Linked DNA regions of Homo sapiens: region 1 is linked to region 2. Evidence: chromatin loops called from intact Hi-C (ENCODE). Cell type or tissue: transverse colon. All regions are shown on one strand. Each heading gives the region's core, and the rest is flanking DNA. Links, peaks and the distances in the headings are about the cores only. Region 1 overlaps LHFPL4 (LHFPL tetraspan subfamily member 4). Region 2 has its middle 26 kb from the start of LINC00606.

Region 1 (11,639 bases), core at 3,640-11,639, 1.2 Mb before region 2:
AGTTGAGGCTACAGTGAACTGTGATCTCACCACTGCACTCCAGCCTGGGTGACAGAGCAAGACCCTGTCTCAAAAAAATAAAAATAAATTATGCAGGCCAGGTGCAGTGGCTTATGCCTGCAATCCCAGCACTTTGGGAGGCTGAGGCGGGTGGATCACTTGAGACCCGGAGTTTGAGACCAGCCTGGCCAACATGGTGAAATCCCATGTCTACTAAAAATACAAAAATTAGCCGGGTGTGGTGGTGCACACCTGTAATCTCAGCTACTCAGGAGGCTGAGGCAGGAGAATCACTTGAATCAGGGAGGCTGAGGTTGCAGTGAGCTGAGATTGTGCCACTGCACTGCAGCCTGGGCAACAGAGGGAGACTCCATCTCAAAATAAATAAATAAAACAAATGATGCAGTCTCAGGTATGGCTTTATAACAATGCAGAAATGGGCTAACAGTCTACCCCTAATCCAGCCCCCTAATGCTACCACCAGAGTGCTCTTTCTAAAATGCAAATTGAGTCATTTTTCCTTCTGCTTCAAATCCTTCAGTGGTTCCCCATTGCTCTTAAGTCCAAACTCCTGTCCATGGCCCCCAAGCTTTCTCATGGTCTGGCCCTCGCCTGTCTCTCTAGACTCATCTCTGACTCCTCCCTGCCTCGTACTTCACATTTCAAACTAAGTTGCTTTTCGTCCTCCATACACAGTTCTGCTGCCTACCTCAGTCTTTTTCCTCAAGCTGCCTTCTCTTTGACCTTCCTGACCCCTCCTGCCTAACTTCTCATCCTACAGCAAGACCTCCTCCTACGCTGCCCACGTCACCAAAAGCCATTTAAAGTATTCCTGCCTAGGATACCCACAATACCCTGCATGTGGCAAGTCATGCGTTATTTTCACATGTTCATCTCCCCAACCAGAATTATGCTTAAGACAGCATCTCTGTTTTGCTCATTTTTTTTCTAGCTTAAGTGCTTAGCATACACTAAGTGCTTAAAATGTGTTGGAAGAGGACTCCATTTCCAAGTCTTCAATGTAGCTACCTGGTACTGCGCACATTACAGCGTGCCAGATACCCTGCAGAGCAAAGTGCATATATTCCCTGGTATGTTGCTTACAGCTTCCCTTGGGGGAGTCACTATTGTTTTCTCTATTTATTCAATGGGGCTTTAGAGAGAGGCAAAGTGACTGGACTGAGCACTCTGGCTAGAGCAGATGAGGCTCTACTCTTTTCTGCCTGTATGGACTTGGACAAGTCGTGCCTGTGCTGTCAGAGGTGTGCAGAGATTACTGTATCCCTCTCTCTATTCACTCCTTTCTCCTTTGTATCAGAACCCTATTTTTTTTTTTTTTTGAGACGGAGTCTTGCTCTGTTGCCCAGGCTGGAGTGCAATGGCGCCATCCCACCTCCCTGCGACCTCCGCCTCCTGGGTTCAAGCAATTCTCCTGCCTCAGCCTCCTGAGTATCTGGGATTACAGGCACGCACCACCATGCCTGGCTAATTTTTGTATTTTTAGTAGAGACAGGGTTTTGCCATGTTGACCAGGCTGGTCTCAAACTCCTGACCTCAGGTGATCCACCCACCTCAGCCTCTGAAAATGCTGGGATTACAGGCATGAGCCACCTTGCCCGGCCAAGAACCCCAGTTTTATTTGGGCTGGCAATGCGCCGAGATAACAGACCACACTTTTTCAGCCTCCTTTACTGTTATGTGGCCCAAGTGACACAGTCCTATGGAATTTCCAGAAGTCTTCAAATGAAATGTGGACCAGGTGACTGGAGCTCCAGCAGCCCACGTTGGGCCATGAGGTGTTCTTGAGGATGTAGCCAGGATTGAAAATGGCAGTGCAGAAAGATAGGAGCCTGGGTTCTGGATAACACTGAGAGCCATATCAGCCGTGATCTACCCACCTCCAGGCTTTTTTTTTTTTTTTTTTTTTTTTTAATGTGATGGTAAAATAAACTATCTTGTTAAGCCACAGTAGTAGGGTTCTGTTAATACCAGACAAACCTGATCCATAGGGTTGGAATCTTACCCCTCTTGATCCCAGTGACTCAGAGAAGTGGCAGCCAGCGTGGGTGATAGAAAGTGTTTCTTTATTTGAATGTCATTCCACCTGCACTGAAGCTTAAACCCAGCAGCAGCAGAAGGGGTCAGGACCAAAATAAATGTTACCAAATTAGACAATGAACAGCGAGGACACACTCAGACAAAACTTACTAATGGGGTATAGACAACACCAAGCTATCCTAACAGCACACAGCACAGGCCCTCGGAGGCCTGCCCATCAGAGCTCTGCGGAAGGCTCCCTTGTTCCCTGTTCAGGAAACTCCAGTCCCACCCAAAGGTTAGCCGTGGGCCAGGCAGGGGCCTGCAGAAGTTTCTGGTGCTGGGAACATCCCAGCTTCTCCAAAGACAGGGTTTCCCTTTCTCTTTCTCAGTTCACACTGGAAGCTGGAGAAAGGTTATTCCCCGTGTGCCCAAGCAGGATGCTCAAAAGGCCAGGGACTCTCCCCACAGCCTTATCTAAAAGTTCTCATCATCTTGGCTATCAGGCCTGAAAAGGATCTTGATTCTTTGGTCCTCACCCCCTCAGGAAAGTTTTCCTTCATGGGTACCGGTCCCCAAAGACGAAAGTTTTCATAGCCCCGGTTCCCAGAAGGACTCAACTGACCAGACTGTGGGCCAGGGACTGAACCACCCCTAGGCTGTGGCTGCCGTGGCCTCTCCTGAGTCCCCAGATCAGGCAGAGAAAAGCGGGCAATGGCAGACCCCTGATCACAGTTAGGGGGGTCACAGTTAGGGGGGGACTTCTCTTGGGACCTGAAGCCGGAAGGCTCTAGGTTGGAGCCCAACAAGGCCCTCCTGGGGTCAGAAACAGGCACTGATCTCCTCTGCTTACCTCCTCCTGAAGGCTAAAGCCAGATCGCCCGACGAGAGCAGAGGCAAACCACAAAGCCCCCTTCCCATGATGTCTTTATTGCCCCAGGAGGGCCATCAGGGCCTCACCTGGGGCCCCCACTGGAGCACCTGCCACCTGCCCCATCCACACCTCTGCAGAACCCAGGGCCCCAGTCTATGGTTTGGTCCCCACTCTGACTTCTACCCCTTGCCTGTGTCACCCTGGGGTTCCCGCAGACTTCAGCCCACACAACTCTGCCTTCCTGACTCCAAACTCCCTGGTGCATCTCCCCCTGGCTCTGCCAAGATGGCAGCTGGCCAGGTGCGGTGGAATGGGAATGTTGCCAGGCTACCCCACCAGGGAACTAGCCTCCCTCCTCTCCACCCGGCGCTGACCCACTCCTAAGTCAGCTGGACCCACTACGTCCTCTGAAGTGGCTTCCTTCACTCCAGTTCTTCCCAAAAGGATGCGGCCTTGGCTGCCTGTGCCCCGGGCCTCCAGCCTCTGAAAGGTCAGTTCTATCCCCCGCACCAGGGCACAGGTTTGGTGGGTGTCCTTGGGGAACAAGGTGTGGCAAGGACACCTGGTGGCAGGCGTCCTTGGGGGAACAAGCTCTCCCCTCACCCAGTGCCCAGATAGCAACCCCCTCCCCACTGCCCCGCATCCTGGCTCCTTCATCCTCCTCTCCTTCCTCTGCATCCCATTCTTGCCCCCAACCCACATCTCCATTTACCTCTTCCCCGCTCCCGAGTCCTTTTTCCGCCTTTTCATCCATTTCCCCTCCCCCACCCCAAGCTCTCGGGCAGCCTCTCAGCTGGTCTCTCATCTCTCTCCACCTCTGCCCCGTCTCTCTCGATCTCTCCTCCTCGCGCTGTTTCTCTGTGCCTGTGCGTCCCCCTCGCTCCTTCTCCAATCATCTCTCATCTCCCTGTCTCTGCACCCCTCTTCTCCTCACCCCAGTGTCTTCTCCCATTCCCAGTCGCTTGCTGCGCCCCTCCCCTCACTCTCTCCTAACTCTGCTCTCCCCCTCCAACGCTGGGCTTGGTTTGCATCTTTGAGGAACTCCCTCCTACCCCAACTCCCTCCCACGGGGCTCCCGCATCCTCCCGCATTTAACTCGGACCCTCTGTCCCGCAGCGCCCCTACCCCAGGCCGACTGGACTGTCCGGGAAGGCGCCGGCGGGGAAGGGGAGCCCAGCGCTGGGACCAGAGCACTGCGGGGAGGCTTTGCCCGGGAGGAGTAAGTGGAGGAGTGAAGTCGGGACTTGGTAAGTTCCAGGTGGCAGGAACCCACTAGGTCCCAACATCTGATTCCGGCTAGGGTCCAGAGTGGGGAGACAGGCAGGGGACTTCTAGGGTCTTTCTTGGAAACCCTAACTCTCAGGTCCAAGTCCTGTGGAAATGAACACAAGGTTGGCAAACACATGGCGCTCAAGCGACCCTCTCCCCTCCGCCGAGGCCCGAGGCGGCTTCCCCTGGCATCCTGCAGGGCACCGCCCCTTCCCTGCAGGTCCAGGCCGCCAGGAGGGGGCGCTGGACGAAGCCGGTCTGCACCAGCAACTAGTGCTGAGGGAGCTGTCCAGGCCCCAGGGCAGGGAGGCTCCCCGGGAGAGATGGCTCTGCCGCCAGACCCACAGGGGAATGACGGGTGTTCAAAAAATACCAGGAGTCTCCCTCACCTGCTCCCTGCCAAGGGGAAGGGAGACGCCCCCACAGTGGGTGGAGGGGGGAGAAACTTCTCACCTGTCCCCCAACACACACACACACACACACGCTCACACGCGCACACACACGCACACACATTTCACCCACATACACATACACTCATGCCTCGGCTCCAAGCACTGCCCATAGGTGCAGACCCTGGGCATATCGCAAGGCGAGAGGTGGGCCAGGAGGAGGAAGAGGCTGGGACAGGGTAACAAGGCTTAGGAAGGGGGACAGGGGTACCCTGTTCAGAGATGACCTGCAAGTTCAAGTTATGCAGAAAAGTATCAAAGAGACAAGACAGTCTCTGCCCTTGGTAGACGCCTGGGGTATGGAGGGCATGAAAAGGGGCAGAAGGGGTAATGCATCCCCCAACTCCCCACCTCTGGGGTCCCCTCCACACCCCCAACCCTGACAACAGGGCCAAGAAGTCTGTGCTGTACAAAACAGGCCAGGGTCAAGGGTCCAGTCATTGGTGAGACATCCCAGCAGAGAGGAGGCCTGGGCAAAAGAGGCCAAGGTCAAGGGCTCAGTCATCAGTGAGATGTTCCAGCAGAGAGGAAGAGGAGGCCAGGCCAGCCCGGGCTGAGCAGCTTCTAAGCTCCAACTGCCGAGGCCACGTACCCCCTCCCGCTACCTCCAGAGCCTGAAAGTCTTTTCTGACTCTGGGCTGATCAGGGCCCCGGTCTGCAGCTGACAGCAGGGCCCTGTGCATCCCTCGGTGCAGCTCTCCCTCAGGGTGAGCTGGGAGCAGGCCGGAATGGAGCAGAGGAGGTCCCAGGGGAGACTGGTGGCACCTGGAGCTTTGTGGCAGATGTGGTGGAACCAACATCAGCCAAAAAAGAAAAAAAAAAAAAGTAGGAAAGAGTCCAGCCCACCCTGGAGCAGTATCTAGAATAAATTTCTTGAAGAGGCAGGGACCAGAAGAGGTGCGGATACAGCCAGGCGGCAGCCCTCCAGACTGAGGGGGCCTGGGGAGCTGGAACTACAGCTCCGCTCTCCCTGGGGATCTGCAGGGACCTCCAGGCCAGTCTAGAGAGGAGAGGAGAAGCCCAAGGGCCTACGCAGATGCAGGCTCCCTTAGGTCAAATTGAGGGAGGAGCAAGAATTAGACCCTCCCAAGGTTTGGAGGGCCTCTCCTCTCCCCCAGGCCACATCCAGGCTTTCCTCTCCTCAAAGCCTGGAGCTTGCAGGGTAGTCGGTGAGAAGTAAGTCTGAGATCAGGGTCTTCCCTCAGAGCTTGAATGGAGTGACGAGAGGGCAGAAGGCAGGACAAGCTGAGGTCAGGCCAATTACTGGGCTGTGATCCTGGCCTTTCAGGGTCCCTGTGAGTGAGCCACGGGGCAGGGAAGGACTCCCCATCCAGAGACATCACCCCCGGGCCGCAACACGGAGCTTACTGTAGAGCCCACAAAATCTAAGAGAGAGAGAGAGAGAGAGAAGGAGAGAGAATTAGAGAAAGTCAGAGGCTGCCTGGGCATTCAGGCTTTCCTTGCACATTCCCCAGGGCACAAGTGGGCAGAGGGGCCGGGCGCGGTGGCTGACGCCTGTAATCCCAGCACTTTGGGAGGCTGAGGCGGGTGGATCACTTGAGGTCAGGAGTTCAAGACCAGCCTGATCAACATGGCACAACCCTGTCTTTACCAAAAATACAAAAAATTAGCCGGGCATGGTGGTGCATGCCTGTAATTCCAGCTACTTGGGAGGCTGAGGCAGGAGAATCGCTTGAACCCAGGAGGCAGAGATTGCAGTGAGCCAAAATTGCACCACTGCACTCCAGCCTAGGCAAAAAGTGTGAAACTCCATCTCAAAAAAAAAAAAAAGGTCAGAGGGGCAGAGGGGCAGACTGCACAAGCGCTGAAATCCTAGCCTCACCTGACCAGCAGGATGGCCTTGAGCAAGCCATTTAACCTCTCTGAGCCCCGATTTTCTCATCTGCAAAATAAGGATCATAGCCTACCTCACAGGGTAATTCCGAAGGGTCAAAAAGAGACAAATAATGACAGCCAAGGACTTGGCAGTGTTTGGTCATAGAATATGCTGGAAATGGAAGCAATTTATTTATCTATTTTTTCTTTGGTTCCAGAGGTCTTCTTTAAATATATATATATATTTCTTTCTTTTTAATAGAAACTGGGTTTTGTTACATCGCCCAGACTGGTCTTGAACGTGTGGGCTCAAGCGATCCTCCTGCCTCAGCCTGTAGCTGGGACCACAGGTGCGCGCCATGGCTTTTGGCTCGGAGGTCTTTGGGTTAAAACTGAAGTGGGAGGCTCACTCATCTTGAACTCCCAGTGAGGGACGGAGACTCCCTGGACACTGAAGGGAGGAAAACTGGGGCTCCTTTACATTGATTTTTAACACTGAGTTGTTAGGGGGCTTTGGGAAGGGAGGAGAAGGACACCGAGGGGGCCCACTTCACATCAGTCACATCCCCACACCCCTTCTTGAGAAAGGCCAGATCTCAGTCTGTCTTGCACTTCTGAAAGCTGCCGCCAGAGGGCAGGCCTTGACTTCACACCAAAACCACAGTAATCCCGGGGTCTGAGGGACTGCATCAGGTATTTAGAACCTGCCTCTGAGTACAGGTTAGCAGATCAGCATCCCAGGAGAGCTCCCAAAGCCGTGCAGGAAATCTCTGGCTTCACCAGGTTGAGACAGGGGGGAAGAGCTTGGACTTTGGACTTGGACCTGGGTTCAGATTCTGCCTTCACCACTTAAGTGACTTTGGGCAAATTACTGGAGCTCTGGAGTTCTCTGAACCTGGCCTTTTTTCTTTATTGTATTTTAATGCTACTTGATATATATGAAAGTTTATATGCAATACACTAATTATAAAGCATACAATGTGCCAGGTAAGGTGGCTCACACCTGTAATCTCAGCACTTTGGGAGGCCAAGGCGGAAGGATTGCTTGAAGCCAGGAGTTCAAGACCAGCCTGGGCAACATGGGGAAACCTCGTCTCTACAAAAAATACAAAAATTAGTCAGGCGTGGTGGCGCATGCCTGTAGTCCCAGCCACTCAGGAGGCTGAGGCAGGAGAATCGCTTAAGCCCAGGAGTTTGAGGCTGCAGTGAGCTATGATTGCACCACTGCACTCCAGCCTGAGCAGCAGAGTGAGGCCCCCTCCCCCAATCTCTTAAAAAAATACAATAATCAACACTGGTGAGCTCACCATTCAATAACTATAACTCAGCCGGGTGTGCTGGCTCATGCCTGTAATCCCAACACTTTGGGAAGCTGAGGCAGGCAGATCACTTGAGGCCAGGAGTTTGAGACCAGCCTGGCCAACATGGTGAAACCCCATCTCTACTAAGAATACAACAGTTAGCTGGGTGTGGTGGCAACATGCCTGTAATCCCAGGTACTCAAGAGCAAGAGGCTGAGGCACGAGGATTACTTGAACCCAGGAGCTGGAGGCTGCAGTGAGCCGAGACCGTGCCACTGCACTCCACCCTGGGCAACTGAGCAAGACACTGTCTCAAGGAAAAAAAAAAAAAAGGACTCTAACGCTACCCATAATTTGCATATACCTCCACGCTCCAGCTCATATACTTGACTTCCTCCCCTTCCATCATAACCACAGATGACCATCATCCTACCTTTCATATTTATTATTTCTTTGCTTTTTAAAAAAATATACTGCCACAGCTGGGCACGGTGGCTCACACCTGTAATCCCAGCACTTTGGGAGGCCAAGGCAGGCGGATCACGAGGTCAGAAGATCGAGACCATCCTGGCTAACACGGTGAAACCCCATCTCCACTAAAAATACAAAAACTTAGCCGGGCGTGGTGGCGGGTGCCTGTAGTCCTAGCTACTCAGGAGGCTGAGGCAGTAGAATGGTGTGAACCCGGGAGGTGGAGCTTGCAGTGAGTGGAGATCGCGCCACTGCACTCCAGCCTGGGTGACTGAGTGAGACTCCATCTCAAAAAAAAAAAAATACTGCCACAAATACATGTGTGTTTAAACAATACATTGCTTAGTTTTGCTTACTTTCGAGCTCAATAAATATATCACTCTGTCATCTTCTGGAACTTGTTTTTTTTTTTCCCCCTCTCTCAACATTATATTACTGAGATACATCCACTGTGGTACATATAACTGAAGTGTGACATTTTCACAGCTGTGAGCTGCTCTGTGATGTGAACATGTCACGTGTATTTATCCGGCCTCCTGTCCATGGCCATTGGGCTGTTTATAGCTGTTTGCTACAGTGAAGCTGCAGCCACCAGCGCCCTTGAACGCTTCTCATGGGTTTGTACCCGAGGTGGGTTTGCTGGGTCACAGGCAAATGATCAGATCTGAGGCAGAACATCAAATCATTTAAAAGGTGGTTGTACTGTCAGGCAGGTTTCTTTTTTTCTTTTCTTTTCTTTCTTTTTTTTTTTTGAGATAGGCTCTCACTCTGTAGTCCAGGCTGGAGTGCAGTGGCACAATCACAGCTCACTGCAGCCTCAACCTTCTCAGGCTCAGGTGATCCTCCCACCTCAGCCTCCTGAGTAGCTGGGACCACAGGCACTTGCCACCACATCCAGCTAGTTTTTGTTTTTTTTTGTTTTTTTGTTTTTTTGTTTTTGAGACAGAGTCTCGCTGTCTCCCAGGCTGGAGTGCAGTGGCGCAATCTCAGCTCACTGCAAGCTCCACCTCCCGGGTTCATGCCATTCTCCTGCCTCAGCCTCCCAAGTCCGGCTAATTTTTTTGTATTTTTAGTAGAGACAGGGTTTCACCGTGTTAGCCAGGATGGTCTGGATCTTCTGACCTCAGGATCCACCCGCCTCGGCCTCCCAAAGTGCTGGGATTACAGGCGTGAGCCACCGTGCCCAGCCCAGTTTTTGTATTTTTTTAGGGAGGGGATTTCACCATGTTGACCAGGCTACTCTTGAACTCCTGGGCTCAAGCGATCTACCTGCCTTGGCTTCCCAAAGTGCTGGGATTATAGGCGTGAGCCACCACGCCCAGCCAGGGTTTCCAATTCATGCAACCCTCTTACTCCTTTTATTTGAAATTATCCTGCCTCCCAGGACCAGGCCTGGCTCCCGCCGCTGCCCCCCAGCCCACAGCACACTCGCCTTTGTTCTCCGGCTTGAGCTCCTCCTGCAGCAGGTCTGTTTGCCGGTTGCCCAGCACGAAGGCGAGGAAGGAGAGGATGAGGGCGTTGAGGATGCCGATGATGGCCAGGATGTATGCCCAGCGCACTGAACAGTCCCCCAGGGAGTACTTCCCCGTCTTGGCCCCACACATGTCCCGGATGGTCTCGGCATCCCAGCCATCAGGAAAGATCATGCAGCCCAGGACGAGGCACAGAGCTGAGGGGCAGAGCACCGGGCCCACCACCACGGTCAGGAAGGAAGAGAAAAGACCATTACTCGCTAGTGTCCGCAGTCTGGGCCCCACCCTATTGAGGGCACATCAACCCAACCACGTGCTTGTTACCCACTTCCACAGAGGGAGAAAGAGAGGGCAGGGGCAGGGAAAAGAGAGAGAGAAAGAGGTCTACGATGGGTAGCAGAAACTTTCTGGAACCCGCAATGCCCTCTCCCTTCCCCATGAGATCAACTCCTCCTCCAGGAAGCATTCTGGGAATATGAGAACATAGCCACCCACAGCCACCTCCTTCAACTTCCTCTAGCATCGGGACCAACTCCCTCTCCCATCTCTCCCATCCTCATTATTATTATTATTGTTGTCGTTGTTGTTGTTTGAGACGGAGTCTCGCTCTGTTGCCCAGGGTGGAGTGCAATGGCGTGATCTCGGCTCACTGTAACCTCCACCTCCCGGGCTCAAGCAATTCTCCTGCCTCAGCCTCCTGAGTAGCTGAGACTACAGGTGCCTCCCACCATGTCCGGCTCATTTTTGTATTTTTAGTAGAGATGAGGTTTCACCATGTTGGCCAGGCTGGTCTCGAACTCCTAACCTCAAGTGATCTGCCCACCTCAGCCTCCCAAAGTGTTGGGATTATAGGAGTGAGCCACCACACCCGCCCTCATTGTTATTTTTTAAATTCTTGTCCTTCACCCATCAAATGTTTATTGGGCACCATTTTCCTTTTATTCACGATGCTAGAATATACTTTCATTCATGCAGTTGAGCACTTTGCTAAGAGCACAGACTATGGAGTGCCAATGATAGGACTTAGCCTAGTTCTTCCCCTAACTTGGCTGTATGACCTTGGCAGATGCCGCTGAACCTGAACAGGCCTGTTTCAGTCAATACCATTGTACTTACCTCAAGGGCGATTAGGAGGATTAAATGAAGTAATGCGTGCAAAACACTTAGCACGGTGCCAGGCACTCAGGTAGCATTTATCCAGGGCCTACCATATGCCAGGCACTAGACCAGGCCTGCGGGGTGGGGAGACTTGGATTTTAGCTGCATGGAGCTTGCAATGTAGTGTGGAGAGAGGTACGTAATAGCAAAGCGATTAAGAAGGCTGGGTCTCAAATCCTGGCTCAGCTATTTTCTAGATATGCCACACTGAGCAAGTTCCTTCATCTTTAAGCCTCAGTTTCTTCATCTGTACAATGGGGATAATGATGGTATCCTCAAGTGGTTGTAAAGATTATGGAAGGCAGCAAAGTGTAAAGTGCCTGGCACAGTAAGTTCTGGGTAAATCTTAGCTGTTATCAAAACCAGTCATAATGCCAAAAGTAATAATTACACAAATAAGAAAGTAATTCGGAGAGTTGGTTTCAGGTGAGGAGGACAAAGGCAAAGAGGAAGAGAAGGGGCAGGCTCAGAAGGGCCTTGGCAATGGTTCCCTAGCTAGCATCCACCTGCTTTGGATTTAGCAACCCACCTGTCCCAATCCCCGCCCAGGTGGGCCCTTGGCCAGCACTTAGCCTAGTGGATGAGACCCAAGCCTGAGCTGATCAGCACATTGCACTCCTCTGGTAAGAGTGACTGGCTTGGAGAGTGGCACCTCCTGCGTCACAGGGCAGTCAGAACCCCCAGATTCAGCAGGCCACTGTAGAGATGGGGTCTTCCCCTCCACCAGCTCTGCATCACCGGCTTGATGGGGCCCTCGTATTGCCAGTCCTGC
Region 2 (12,414 bases), core at 2,970-10,969:
TTCAAATCTTAAGCTGAGTATGAATCAGCACATGCATGTGCAGAAACTACCCAAGGCTTTGGAAGGAACCACTGAAAAGGAGTGGAGAGAACAATTACCATAACCCACACAGAGCCTATAATGGTTTTTGTTCACACCAGCCAGAGTGGGAAGACTTCTAACACACACAGCATTAATTAGACTGCTCAGAAGGCTTTTTCCTCATTAGTGGGGCCAAATTAGATCTAGACTAAAAGATGTTCTGTTCCCACATAACAAAGCTTAAAAGCAAGCCTCAAAAAGTACCAAGCTGTTCTCTAGTAATTTAATTGCAGCTCAGAACAAAGTTCAAAAATATTTAAAGAACATCAACAAAATCTAACACCCAATATAAAATTGACAATACATTTAAAAAAAAATTACCAGGCATGTAAAGAAACAGGAAAATGTGACCCATAATGAGCACAAAACTCATTCAATTGAAATGGTTCCAGAAATGACACAGATGATAAAATTGATAGAATGACATTAAAGCAGCTATTAAACAAATACTCTATGCATTCAAGAAGACAAAGAAAAGCATAGGTATGTAAAGGAGAGATATATAATATATAAACAAGCCACAAATCAAACAACTAGAGATTAAAAGTAGAATGGCTGGGATATTAATAAGATTAACAGTAAATTAGACCCAGCAGAAGAACATCCTAGTGAATTTTATGGAGAGCAATTGAAACTACCCAAAATAAAATACAGGGAGTAAAAGGAAGGGGAGGAGGAGAAATCATCCATCAGCTATGGAACAAGGCACTTAATACTTATATGGAGCCCCCAAAGGAGAGGAAAAAAGAAGGGTTGAGACAGACTGAAAATCTATCCAAAGAAATAATGACCAAACATTTAATGAAAACTATTAATCCACAGACCCAAAAACCTCAACCAAGCCCTAGCATAAAGAAACATTAGAAAATTACACTAAAATCAAACTGCTTAAAATTACTAATAAAGAGAAAATCTTAAAAGCACTCAGAGAAAAAGCATAGGTTATGTACAGAGAATCAAGGAAAAGAAAAGAATAACAGAAGACTTTGCACTGTGAACAATGAATGCCAGAAGAAAGTGGAACATTTTTAAAGGACTGGAAGAAAAAACTGTCAACCTAGAATTCTATGTATAGTAAAAACATCTTCAAAGCTTAAAGTGAACAACCAAGTGCTGGTGAAGATATGGAGAAATTGGAACTCTAATATATTGCTAGGGAGCTTGTAAGATAGTGCCATTGGTATGGAAAACAATCTGGCCATTCCTCAAAAGGGTAAACATAGTTACCATATGATTTAGAAACTCCATCCCTAGGTGGAAGAGAACCCAAGAGAATTGAAAATATGTTTTCACACAAACACTTGTATATGAATGTTCATAATAGCATTATTTTCAATAGCCAAAGAGTGAAAACAACCCAAACCTTTGTTAACTGACGAATGTATAAACAAAATGTGGTATATCCATTGCTGTGGTTTGAATGTGTCTCCCAAAGTTCATATGCTGGAAACTTAATCCCTAACACAGCAGTGTTAAGAGGTGGAGCCTAATAAGAAGTGATTAGGTCCTGAGGGCTCATGAATAGATTAATGTCAGTATCATGGGAGTGGGTTAGTTATCTTGAGAATGGGTTTCTTATAAAAGTGAGTCTGGCCCCCCTGTGTGCTTGCTCTCTGGCTCTCTTGCCCTTCTGCCTTCTCCCATGGAATGCTGCAGCATGAAGGTGCTCACCAGATGCTGGTGCCATGCTCCTGGACTTCCCAGCCTCCAGAAACATGAGCCAAATAAACTTCTATTGTTTATAAATTACCCAGTCTCAGGTATTTTGTTATAGAAACATGAAATGGACTAAGACATCTGTACAATAGAATACCATTCAGCCTTAAAAAGGAATTAAGTACTAATATAAGCTACAACATGGTTGAGCTTCAAAAACATGCTAAATGAAAAAAGTCACATGCAAAAGGTCACACACCACATGATTCTAATTATAGGAAATGTCAAGAATAGCCAAATCTATGGAGACAGAAAGTAGATTAGTGGTTGTGTGAGGCTATGGGGAGGAATGGAATGAGGAGTGACTACAAATGGGTACAGGACTTCTTTTGGGGGCGATAAAGATGTTCTAAACTTAGATAGTGGTGATGGTTGAATCGTACACTGAATTATACAATTTAAAAGGGTGAATTTTATAATATGCAAATTATATCCCAATTAAGCTGGTTTTTTAAAATGAAGGTGAAATAGAGACTTTTTCGGGCATATAAAAGTTGAAAGTCTTCACCACAAATAGACCAACACTTTAAAAAATATTGAAGAAATTCCTTTAGGCAGAAGAAAAATTATAATTACATGGAAAATATGGATATATACAACAGAATGAGAAGTACAGGAAATGATCAACATATGAGGTAATAAAAATATACTTTAAACTATTTTAAAAATATAATTAACTATTTAAAGCAATGATAATAATAAATTACATGGTTTATATACAAGTAGAAGTAAAATGCATGGCAGTGATAGGACGAAAGCCAAGCAAGGTAAAATGAAGTATTCTGTTGTAGGGTCCTTATATTCCATAATATAATTATTATATTTTCAGAATCGTACTTGAATATAGACTGTGATAAATTCAAAGTTATAAGTTGTATGCTCTAAAGCAATCACTAAGAAATTGAGCATATAATAAGCTAACAAGGGAGATAAAAACAAGGGAGATAAAAAGAAGCATAAAAACATTCCCAAAAAGGCAGAAAAAAGAGAGGGAAAATGAACAAAGACCAGATAGGACAAATAGAAAGCAAATGGTGAGATGGTAGATTCACACTAAATTATATCAATATTCACATTAAATTTAAATGATGCTTATTATCTAGTTAAAAGACAAGTGTTGTCAGACTCAATAAAAAAGCAAGACCCAACTACATGCTGTCTACAGTAAACCCACTTTGAATATAAAGATACAAATGAGGCTTCAAGGGAAAGGATAGAAAAGAGTATACCATCAAATATTAATCTAAAGAAACCAGGAGTGGTTTTATTAATATATCCTGCAGTGAAGCAGGATTCCTTGGTACAAGCTGGCTTAAACGTGGATTCCGGGTTCTACCTGGGGATGGGACTAGCCCACAGGATGGAGAGTTGTAAGTCTTGAATGCCAGACTAAGGAGCTGGCATGGATGTGGATAGACAATAAGTTAACTGAAGGGCTTGGGGTGTAGCCTGTGGAATGCCTGGAGTGGGCTGCAGACTGGAGACAGAGACCCAGGGAGGGTTTCAGCTATGGGGTGATGGAGGCTGGGACCACTGCAGGGCAGTTAGAGATGCAGCGATGCCTTTGAGAGGCTACAGACATGGGACTGAAAGGCAGAACATCAAGAACAGAGGGAAAGGAGGAGAGAATTTTAGCCAGAGCTTCCATCACCCCATACCTGAAACCCTCCCTGGGTCTCTGTCTCCAGTCTGCAGCCCACTCCAGGGATTCCACAGGCTACACCCCAAGCCCTTCAGTGAGCCTATTGTTGGTCTGTTTAGCATTTGCTGCCTATCTATTATGTGACAAGCTCTGAGCTGCTGGCACTGTGGAGAGTTCAGAGATAAGGAAGGCACAGACCCCACCTTCCAGAAGCAAACTATGAGTCTGTACTAGTAGGGTTTGTATTATCCTAACTTGCATTATGATAAATCTCCAATAATGCTCTGGAATGGAGCATTTCCCAACTCACTCGACCATTTGAAGAGCAGAGGCATAGCAGGGGTTATCAATTGTTGAGCCTTACTGCAGGCCAGATATTTTATCTCAGCTGAGCTTGAGGGGCAGCACATTGCAGTGCAGCACTAAGATGTGAGGGGTGCCTCTCATAAAACTCCAAATTTATCTCATTTTTTTTTAAACTTTACGTTCTAGGGTACATGTGCACAATGTGCAGGTTTGTTACATATGTATACATGTGCCATGTTGGTGTGCTGCACCCATTAACTCGTCATTTACATTAGGTATATCTCCTAACGCTATCCCTCCCCCGTCCCACCACCTCACAACAGGCCCCGGTGTGTGATGTTCCCCTTCCTGTGTCCAAGTGTTCTCATTGTTCAATTCCCACCTATGAGTGAGAACATGTGGTGTTTGTTTTTTTGTCCTTGTGACAGTTTGCTGAGAATGATGGTTTCCAGCTTCATCCATGTCCCTACAAAGGACATGAACTCATCCTTTTTTATGGCTGCATAGTATTCCATGGTGTATATGTGCCACATTTTCTTAATCCAGACTACTGCAGCACTATTCACAATAGCAAGGACTTGGAACCAACCCAAATTTATCTCATTCTTATGAACGTCTGCCATTCCACAAGCTGGAAGACAGGGAATAAATGTGAGTCCTGTAGGAAGGCATGAGGTGGGAATGCAGACAGGTAATGTTGTACCACAGGTGAGCTCAATCAAGTTAGAGGCACTCACTCATTTCCCTACCCTCTGAGGCAGATCAAGGAATCCCCTCCAGCAATTTCCCAGACCATTGGCTACATGGTGGTGCTGGGGGAATATTAAAGGAGCAGCAGCATTTTACAAATGCCTGGTTTACAGGTGAGGAGAGGCTTTCAGACTTGTCCAAGGAAACACTGCTGATAAGACGTGGGATTTGAACCCAGATCAGTCTTACTACAAAGTCCAATCTCTTACCTCCTGTGTAGTGTGGTTTCCTAGGGCTGGGGGGGTTAGAGGAAAAGAGTTTCCAAAATACTCCTTTGCAGGATAATAAACCCATGATTCCTTTAAACACCGAAAGCAGGTGCAAGAATACTAAATAAGCCTAGAATATCTCGTACCAGAAAATAAGGAAATGTTCAAGGAAGGACGTTGGCATGTTAAAGTGACAGAGGGGCCAGCTTGAAGGGGCTCCCACTGGCCAAAGCCAGGGAAATTTGAATGTCAAAAGAAATAGTCACAGTAATAGATTATAACCCATTAAATAAAACAAGAATCCACGAATCCTTACCAAGTACATATACGAATGAATGAATGAATGGATGGATGGATGAGTGGGGAGAGGAGAGATCTTTTCCTTACAGTTAGATTGCCAACTGATACATTTAGAAGGTATGACAGAGGCTGGGCACGGTGGCTCATGCCTGTTATCCCAGCACTTTGGGAGGCTGAGGTGGGAAGACTGCTTGAGGACAGGAGTTCAAGACCAGTCTGGGCAACAAAGTGAAACCCTCTCTCTACAAAAAAATAAAATTTAAAAAGTTAGCCAGTTGTGGTGGTATGTGCCTGTAGTCCTAGCTACTTCGGAAGGCTGAGGCAAGAGGATTACTTGCCTAGGAGTTAGAGGCTGCAGTAAGCTATGATTGTGCCACTGCACTCCAGCCTGGGGCAACACAGCGAGACCCTGACTCTAAACAAAAGAAGGAGGAGGAGGAGAAGGAGGAATGATGGAATCAGGAAATCACCATTTGGCAACTGTGTTAGTAACAACTTCATCCAGGCAAAAATCCCCAAAGAATGCTACAACTAAACTTTGATGATGAATGACATCATTCCGAGGTACCTCCCCAAGAAAATACTTATTGCTGACAAAGGGGAAAAGAAGAACTAAGGAAAAAATGGCGGACACCACCTTAATAAGGCGATTGACGTTCCTGCACCAGTAATGCGGCAAAGAGAAATTGTGTGCTACCCACTAGGACGCAATGAGAACACAGCATCATTTCTGTGATGTTCCTACTGAAAACAGGCAACCTGAACCCAATAAGAAAGAAACAGCAGCCAAACTGGAGCTGTGGGACCTCCTGCAACATACGTAGCCTAAAATCTTCAAAAGCATCAAGGTTGTGCAAGTCTATGGAAGACTGAGGAGCTGTTCCAGAATGAGGGAGGCTAGGGGGAAATGACAGCTAAATGCCGTGCAGGATTCGGGACCGAATCCCTTGCTCTGAAAGGCATTATCGGGATAGCTGGTTAAACTTGCCTGGAGTCTGAGGATTAGGTGGTTACAATGCATTGATGTAAATTTCCTGATTTTGGTGCTTGTGGTTAGGTAGAGAATGTCCTCATTTGTAAGAAATATCCACAAAATATTTGGGGGGTGGTGGAGTATCACGTTAGTAACTTACTTTTTTCCCCGCTAAAATGGCTTGGGGGAAATAGCTCTTTTTACTACTGCGGCAGCTTTCTGTAAATTTGAAATTATTATACAAACCCGAAGGTGCTTTTGGGCAGTTTTCTCGCCGTTGTTACCTGATGAAGGTGTTACTCGTGGAAAGGAAAGGACTTTCTGAAGAGGGTCGAAGGCCCCCTTTTCCCTCTCAGGCCGGTGAAACTCCTGGGGACTCCTCGCACAACAGACAGAGGACAGCGCCAGCGCCCCCAGAGGTGGTCGGGAAAGGGCCTGGGGTGGACTCTAGAGACCTGCAGCCACGCGCAGCTCGCCGCCGCTGTTGCAAGCTGATTGTCGTCGTCAGCAAGTTCTTCCTTCTGGAATCCACCACTTGGGCCTAAGGGGAGGCTGGTTTGTGTCCTGGAAGAACCGGGTCCCTCCGCCCTAACCATCAGGTCGGCGTTACTTGAGGCGTTCTGATCCCTTCAGCCTTCCGATCCCTTCAGCCTTCCGGTGCCAGCTCTGCAGTGATGGCGCCCCCTGGTGTCCAATGAAAGAGGCGCAACTGCCGTTAAGTGCAGATCTTCCAGGGGAGAGACAAGTATTTCTGCCCGCCCGATTCCGATTCCCAAATTTACTCCTCCTTGGACCAGCCAGCCCACCTACTTCCATTCATTTGGGCATGTGTTCTTCATTTTATTCATTCATCTGTTTGTTCATTCATGCACCCACTGCGTTCCGGGTACCGAGTTTGACCCTGGAAGTACACAGGTAGATCATGGCCAGGCTTTAGCCTCAAGGAGCCCTCAGGCTGACGGAGGCACAGGCTCTCACACCACAGCAGGATCTCTGCCTCCTGAAGGTAAGTGCAAGGGGCTCTGGGAGCACCCAAAGTGATCTAGGAAGTCTTCCAGGAGCAGGTGACCACAATTCAGCTCCTTTTTATTCCCACTGCCACTGCCCTGTTCTCTAAAGCCCCTTGCCCCTCTGTCCTCACAGCTGGAGCATCACTACCCTCTCTTCCAGGGCTTCCGCTCAGTCTAGACCTGGCGGACAGAGGGCTATCCTCCTACTTGGCCACAAAGGCAGGCATAGGCACAGGCAGCCCTGAGGCACAGCTTCCCCTGCTGATAATAGCGTTGATGACAAGGATATGGATATGGATATGGATATGGATATGAATATTAATAGAAGCTGACATTTAGTGAGGGCTTAGTTTGTTCTAGGCACTGTGCTAAGAATTGTACAACATGACACCATCTAATCCCCACCGCTGCCCATAGACATTGGATACTGGGATCATACCCATTTTACAGTGGAGGAAACTAAGGCTCAGTGAAGTTAAGGAGGGAACCTCACCAGTCATCTTCCAGTCAGGGAGTCTGCAGCTTCTCATAATCCATACCTGCCATGCCATGCTCCCTACCTTCCCTGCTGTTCACTGCAGAAGGTCCCCAGTTCTGTCAAAGGTCATCTCTGGACCCATCACTGCATGTTCTAGAGAGCTTGACTGCGTAAATACTTTCTAATGCTAAAGTATTGTTGGAAACCTCTCCTCCCTTCAGAGGAGACTGCTGCCCTCAGGGGGCTGGGACTTCCCCAAACCACAAAGCTACTACATGGCAGGGCCTGGACATGAATAGGGGTCAGAGATATTTCCACTTCTCTATCCCCAAGGGCATCTTCCTCAGTGGATGCTCAATGAATATCTGTTGCTTGCAGAAAACTGCCTCCTATTTAACACCTGATATTGACCTAAAACTATCAGGACTTTTATTTCCAATGCTCAAGCTGGTTTTGTTTGTGATAGCTAGAATCCTCATGCAATGACATGAAGGAGATTGAACTGGCCATTGCGGGGCCATGGCGTACATTTTCCTAGTGCCCACTATGTGCCAGACGTGGTTATACTCATCACATCATCAGTTCCTCATGACGGCTCTTCAGAGGAGTCCATTTGACAGATGAAGTGGAGTCCCAGAAAGCTGAGAACTTTCAATACCCTGGAGACGCTCAGAGCTACTCTTCAGGCCCCCGCACCCTTTTCTGTCCCACTAACACACCAAGCCCATTCCCTTCTCCAGGCCTTTGCACTGGCTGTTCCCTCTATGCCTGCATGCTCTTTCCCAGGGTCTTCTCCTGGCTGGCTGTTCCTCATCATTCAACTCTCTGCACAATGTCACCTCCTCTGGCCACCCTACTGACCCCTGTCACTCGCTACCTCACTACCCTGTCCAGCGGTGGCTGTGCTCTGAGACCCTCATTCATCTATGAGCTTGCCTGTTCATTGAATTTATTTCCCGCATGCATGAGAGCTCCCTGAGGGCAGGGACTCTGTCATCTGTGTCCCAGCATCCAGAACAGTGCCTGACGTATCAGAAGTGCTCAGTGAATATTTGTTGAATGAACGGAATCATTTGCCGGTCTTGTCCATTGGATCTCTGACAGCCTTCTGATGTAGTAGGAAGATGGCCCTTCCTACCGCTGCTGCTCAGCTGTGACCCCAGTCCCTGGGGACCCTGCCAGGTGTCTAAGCCATCTGATAGAGCATCTTTCTAACCCACACTTCTGTCCATGTCACTCTCCTCCTCAAAAAACATCATCGTCATCATTATCATCATAATCATCATCATCATCATCATCATCATCATCATCATCATCATCAATCTGTCACTTGATGGAGACTGTGAAGCTGTCTGTCATCATTGCTATATTAAAAGTCCCCCGTATTTCAAGGTTTTATCCCAATTTAGAGATGGGGGAACAGAAGCTTAGACAGGTTGAGGAACTCGCACAGGCCCACACAGCTGCTGAGTGGGCAAACTGAGATTTGAACGCAGGTCAGTGTGATCCCAGGTCCCCACTCTTAGCGGCTGTCTCCTACCATAGAGCATAGCTTTCACGTGCATCAAACTTGAGCATGTGTCAGAATCATCTGGAGAGCTTGTTAATACGCAGGTTACTGGGCTGCACTCCCAGAGTTTCTGACTCCACTTGTCTAGGGTACGGCCTGAGAATATGCATTTCTAACAGGCTTCCAGGTAAGATGACCACTGGCCTCACACTGAGAGAACCACTGGCCTGGAAAAAATACACAGCAGCCCAAACAAATAGAACTTTGTCTGCAGTTTCAGGAGGTTCATGGATCCCCTGCAGCCTCTCCATGTGCTTTGGGAATAGGGAAGGATCTGTGGACCTCACCTTCAGAACCACTGTTCAAACAAACAATGTAAGTCAGATCCACGACATCCTGAGGCCCTGAGTTCTGTTCAGCAAGTTTCCTTTAAGCAAGGGCCACCAGAGTCTCGGCCTTAGTCCCTTTGCAAATCTGACTCTTTCTTACTAAAGTTAATTATCTGACATTGAAACGTACCCTAGCTGACACACCACAGAAAGGCCTCCACTTGTCTCACCGACGCAAATGATAAATAGAGGGCCCAGAGCAATTTCTCTCAGAGATTTCATGTCAGTATTTTAATAATCATTGAGCAGGGCCCTGGGAGCCAATTACAAAACTAGGACAGATTTTTTTCTAAAACTACTTGGTTTCCAACTCCTAAAACTTGTAGGCGTCTAAAACTGATGGATCTGAAGGGTTCTGACATAGTTTCCCCCAAGGATGAGTCGTGCATAGAATTTGAAATTTAGTTCCAGGAAAGCTGAAGCTGTGATGTTTCCCTCCTCTTCCCCTTCCTCCTCCTCCTCCCGCTGCTCCTCTTCCTCCCTCTCCTTCTTCTCACTCTCCTCCTCCCATTTTCCTCTCCTCTTCCCTCCCCCTTCACCAGTCTCCTTACTAAAACTGAGTTGCCCTGAGACTGGAGCCTGGATGTGGGAAGCCTGCCCGATTGTTGGCTGTGGGCACTGGGAGCCTTCAGCCTTCATCCTTTCTCTCACCGCTCTGCCAGCGGTTGGGGAACCTACACCAACTGCCTGGGCCACAGGGGGACTGGGGGGCCTGGGGCCAGGGTTCAGGGAAGCTCTGGGGCTGGGAAGTGGCCAGCCATGCCTCCCAGGACAGTCTCAGGGTCTAGGACCCTTGGGAACCTTGGCTGGTTTCCCCTCCTGCCTTGGTGAGTTCCGGATTCTAGGCCCACACATGGCAAAGACCTGAGTCCTGTTAAAATCAGGTCATCCTCCCACAGCCCCCATGGTGACTCCAGCACAGGCTAGTAGCAGGTACTCAGTCATCAATACAAGCCTTCAAAAATGTAAATCCGATCATCTTGCAGCCGCTCTCCAATCACTGGCTCCCATCACACCTGGACTAAAACCAAGCCTCCTTTGCAGGGCAGCCCCAGTCAAACCTGCTGACTCCATCTCTCTCCATTCTCTCCCTTGCTCCACCTGCTTGGCCATGCTGGCCTCCTTGCTGTCTGGTCCTCAGGCACTCCAGGCATAGTTCTGTCTTAGGGCCTTTGCACTGCAGTGCCCTCCTCCCCAGACAGCTGCATGGCTGTCCCCCGCCTGATTTAGGCCTCTGCTCAAACATCGCCTTCATAGAGACCCCCAGCTAAAACAGTGCTTCCTACCCACACTGCATGTGCTGCTCTCTTTCTTCAAAGCACCAGTCATTCCCCTTATATTCCGTGCTAACTGTGCATCTATTTATTATGTCTGTCTCAAAAGAAGGTCAAGATCATGAAGCCAGGGGCCAGGTCTGGTCTTCATCTACCATTGTATCCACAGGGCTGCACTCAGAGGAAATAATAAATATTGAATGAATGAATGAATGAATGAGACAATGAATGCTCCCACTGATGGAGGAGTTGATGTGAGCTAGCAGGGTGCTTTTTGCATTGATCCTCTCACCCATCCTGCAAGGTGGGTTTTTTCAGTTCTCCTTGGGACACGATGATGGCTCAGCTGAGAAAGAAGGCTGATGTACCCAAGGTCACCCAGTGGTGAGGCGGCCCTGGGCAAGCGACCCAAGTCTGTGTCACTGCATGCCTATGGATGAGTGGTTACCTGCTGACAGCACAGGCCAGGCTCACTGCAGGTGAGGCGGCTCCTGGGAAGGACCAGTCCCATGGTGATGGAGTACAGGTGGAAGGTGAGAGCTTGGGGGTCAGGCAGCAACATGGTTGGCTGCTGCAAGGAGCCTGGGAGTGCCCCTAGAGGGAGACTGAGGCTGGGCAGGGCCCTAGGCAGACCTCAGAGCAGTCCCCAGAGTGGAGACTGTCTGAAGGCTAGAGCTGGCCAAGGTGGGCTGGTCCCAAATCTTTTCAAACCCTCCACCCTCCCCCGCCACTGACTTCTGGAGCTGCCATGGCCCGGCCCTGCCAGGATGGGCTTGTTGGACGGGGCTGGTGCAAGAGGTGGGATAGAGACAGGGGCCAGGGCTGGGGGTTGTGGACTCCACTAGTGGACTGTAAGCTTCTGGCTGGGGCAACAGAGGAGGTGGCAGAACGATCGGGAGAGAAGGGAACTGGCTCTCTGCTCAGAGCACCCTGGAGCAACACACAGGCAATGAGAAGTCCTGGGCATCTTGACCGTCAGCGCGGTCCAGGGCCCAGCATGCTTCCAAGAGGCAGGCAAGAGAGTACCTGGGGCTTCTCCACTCCAAGCAAGTGTGGCTCCACCCAGAAGGACATAGGGCCTGGGAAGAGGAGCTGCGGTGCTCAAGCAGCAGAACTTCCTCCAGGCTCACTCCAGGATGCACTGCAGGGGACACTGTCCTCAAAAGCAGGACAAGCCTGCCACCCAGTGCTGCCGGGAGCCACCACAGCAGCCAGGCAGGGCGGCTGCCGGTTCCAGCCCCATGGGGGTGTTCCCCAACCTGTGTCTGGCCTCTGGAAATCACAGCGGGCTTTAGGGCTCTGTGATGACTCAAGCTGCTCCCTCCTCACCTAAGAACACCGCCTTGCACCCGATTCTTCACACCTGATTCTTCAATCCTCATCAACTTGCAAGTTTAAGAGGACTTAAAATTCCAGGAGGGAAGCACTGTGGGTCCGGAAGGTCATGGCCTGAGTAAACTAAAGCAGCAAAATGACTGAGCGGCCAGAGGGCAGGGAATGCAATGGAATATCAAGTCTCAGGCATCCACTGCAAATGATCATTGTGAGGAGGGGGCGGCAAGGGGCGGAGGCGACGCTCTCATAAAATGAAGTCAGCCTGAAAACAACATTCTGCTGGGCCCCCCTTACCAGTCAGGTCTGTTCAGAGGGCTTTCAACTAGGTGGAAGGATTGTACCCAACTGGTCTTTTAATATTTTTATTATTATATATTACATAATGTTATGTAACATATTTTATTTCCAAATTATATTATATATTTATATGATATATAATAT

What was found. A loop is a pair of places that touch in the nucleus more often than their neighbours do. Peaks named below come from ENCODE experiments on the same cell type or tissue, not always from the same donor. Only the 100,000 strongest peaks of a DNase experiment are listed, where the experiment ranks them.
Region 1: a loop joins it to region 2, with 13 times the contacts of the local background. A loop is called at or near these places in 4 of 110 quality-filtered maps.

Annotation. Positions count from the first base shown.
Region 1 is chr3:9,496,298-9,507,936 of GRCh38, forward strand. It overlaps LHFPL4 (LHFPL tetraspan subfamily member 4), which reads right to left. Exons shown (of 4, transcript NM_198560.3): 3 at 9,670-9,906; 4 at 2,064-6,014. The coding sequence ends at 5,914. Among named protein-coding and RNA genes, the nearest start is that of LHFPL4, 52 kb to the right of the region's middle. RefSeq lists an enhancer at 5,029-5,754 and a silencer at 6,948-7,242. In transverse colon, for the core only: CTCF peaks have their summits at 4,440 (motif pointing right), 7,097 (motif pointing right) and 7,299; DNase peaks (open chromatin) are centred at 4,418 and 7,114; H3K27me3 peaks cover 3,680 bases.
Region 2 is chr3:10,732,405-10,744,818 of GRCh38, forward strand. No RefSeq gene overlaps it. Among named protein-coding and RNA genes, the nearest start is that of LINC00606, 26 kb to the right of the region's middle. In transverse colon, for the core only: a CTCF peak has its summit at 6,658 (motif pointing left); a DNase peak (open chromatin) is centred at 6,637; H3K4me3 peaks cover 397 bases; H3K27me3 peaks cover 4,670 bases.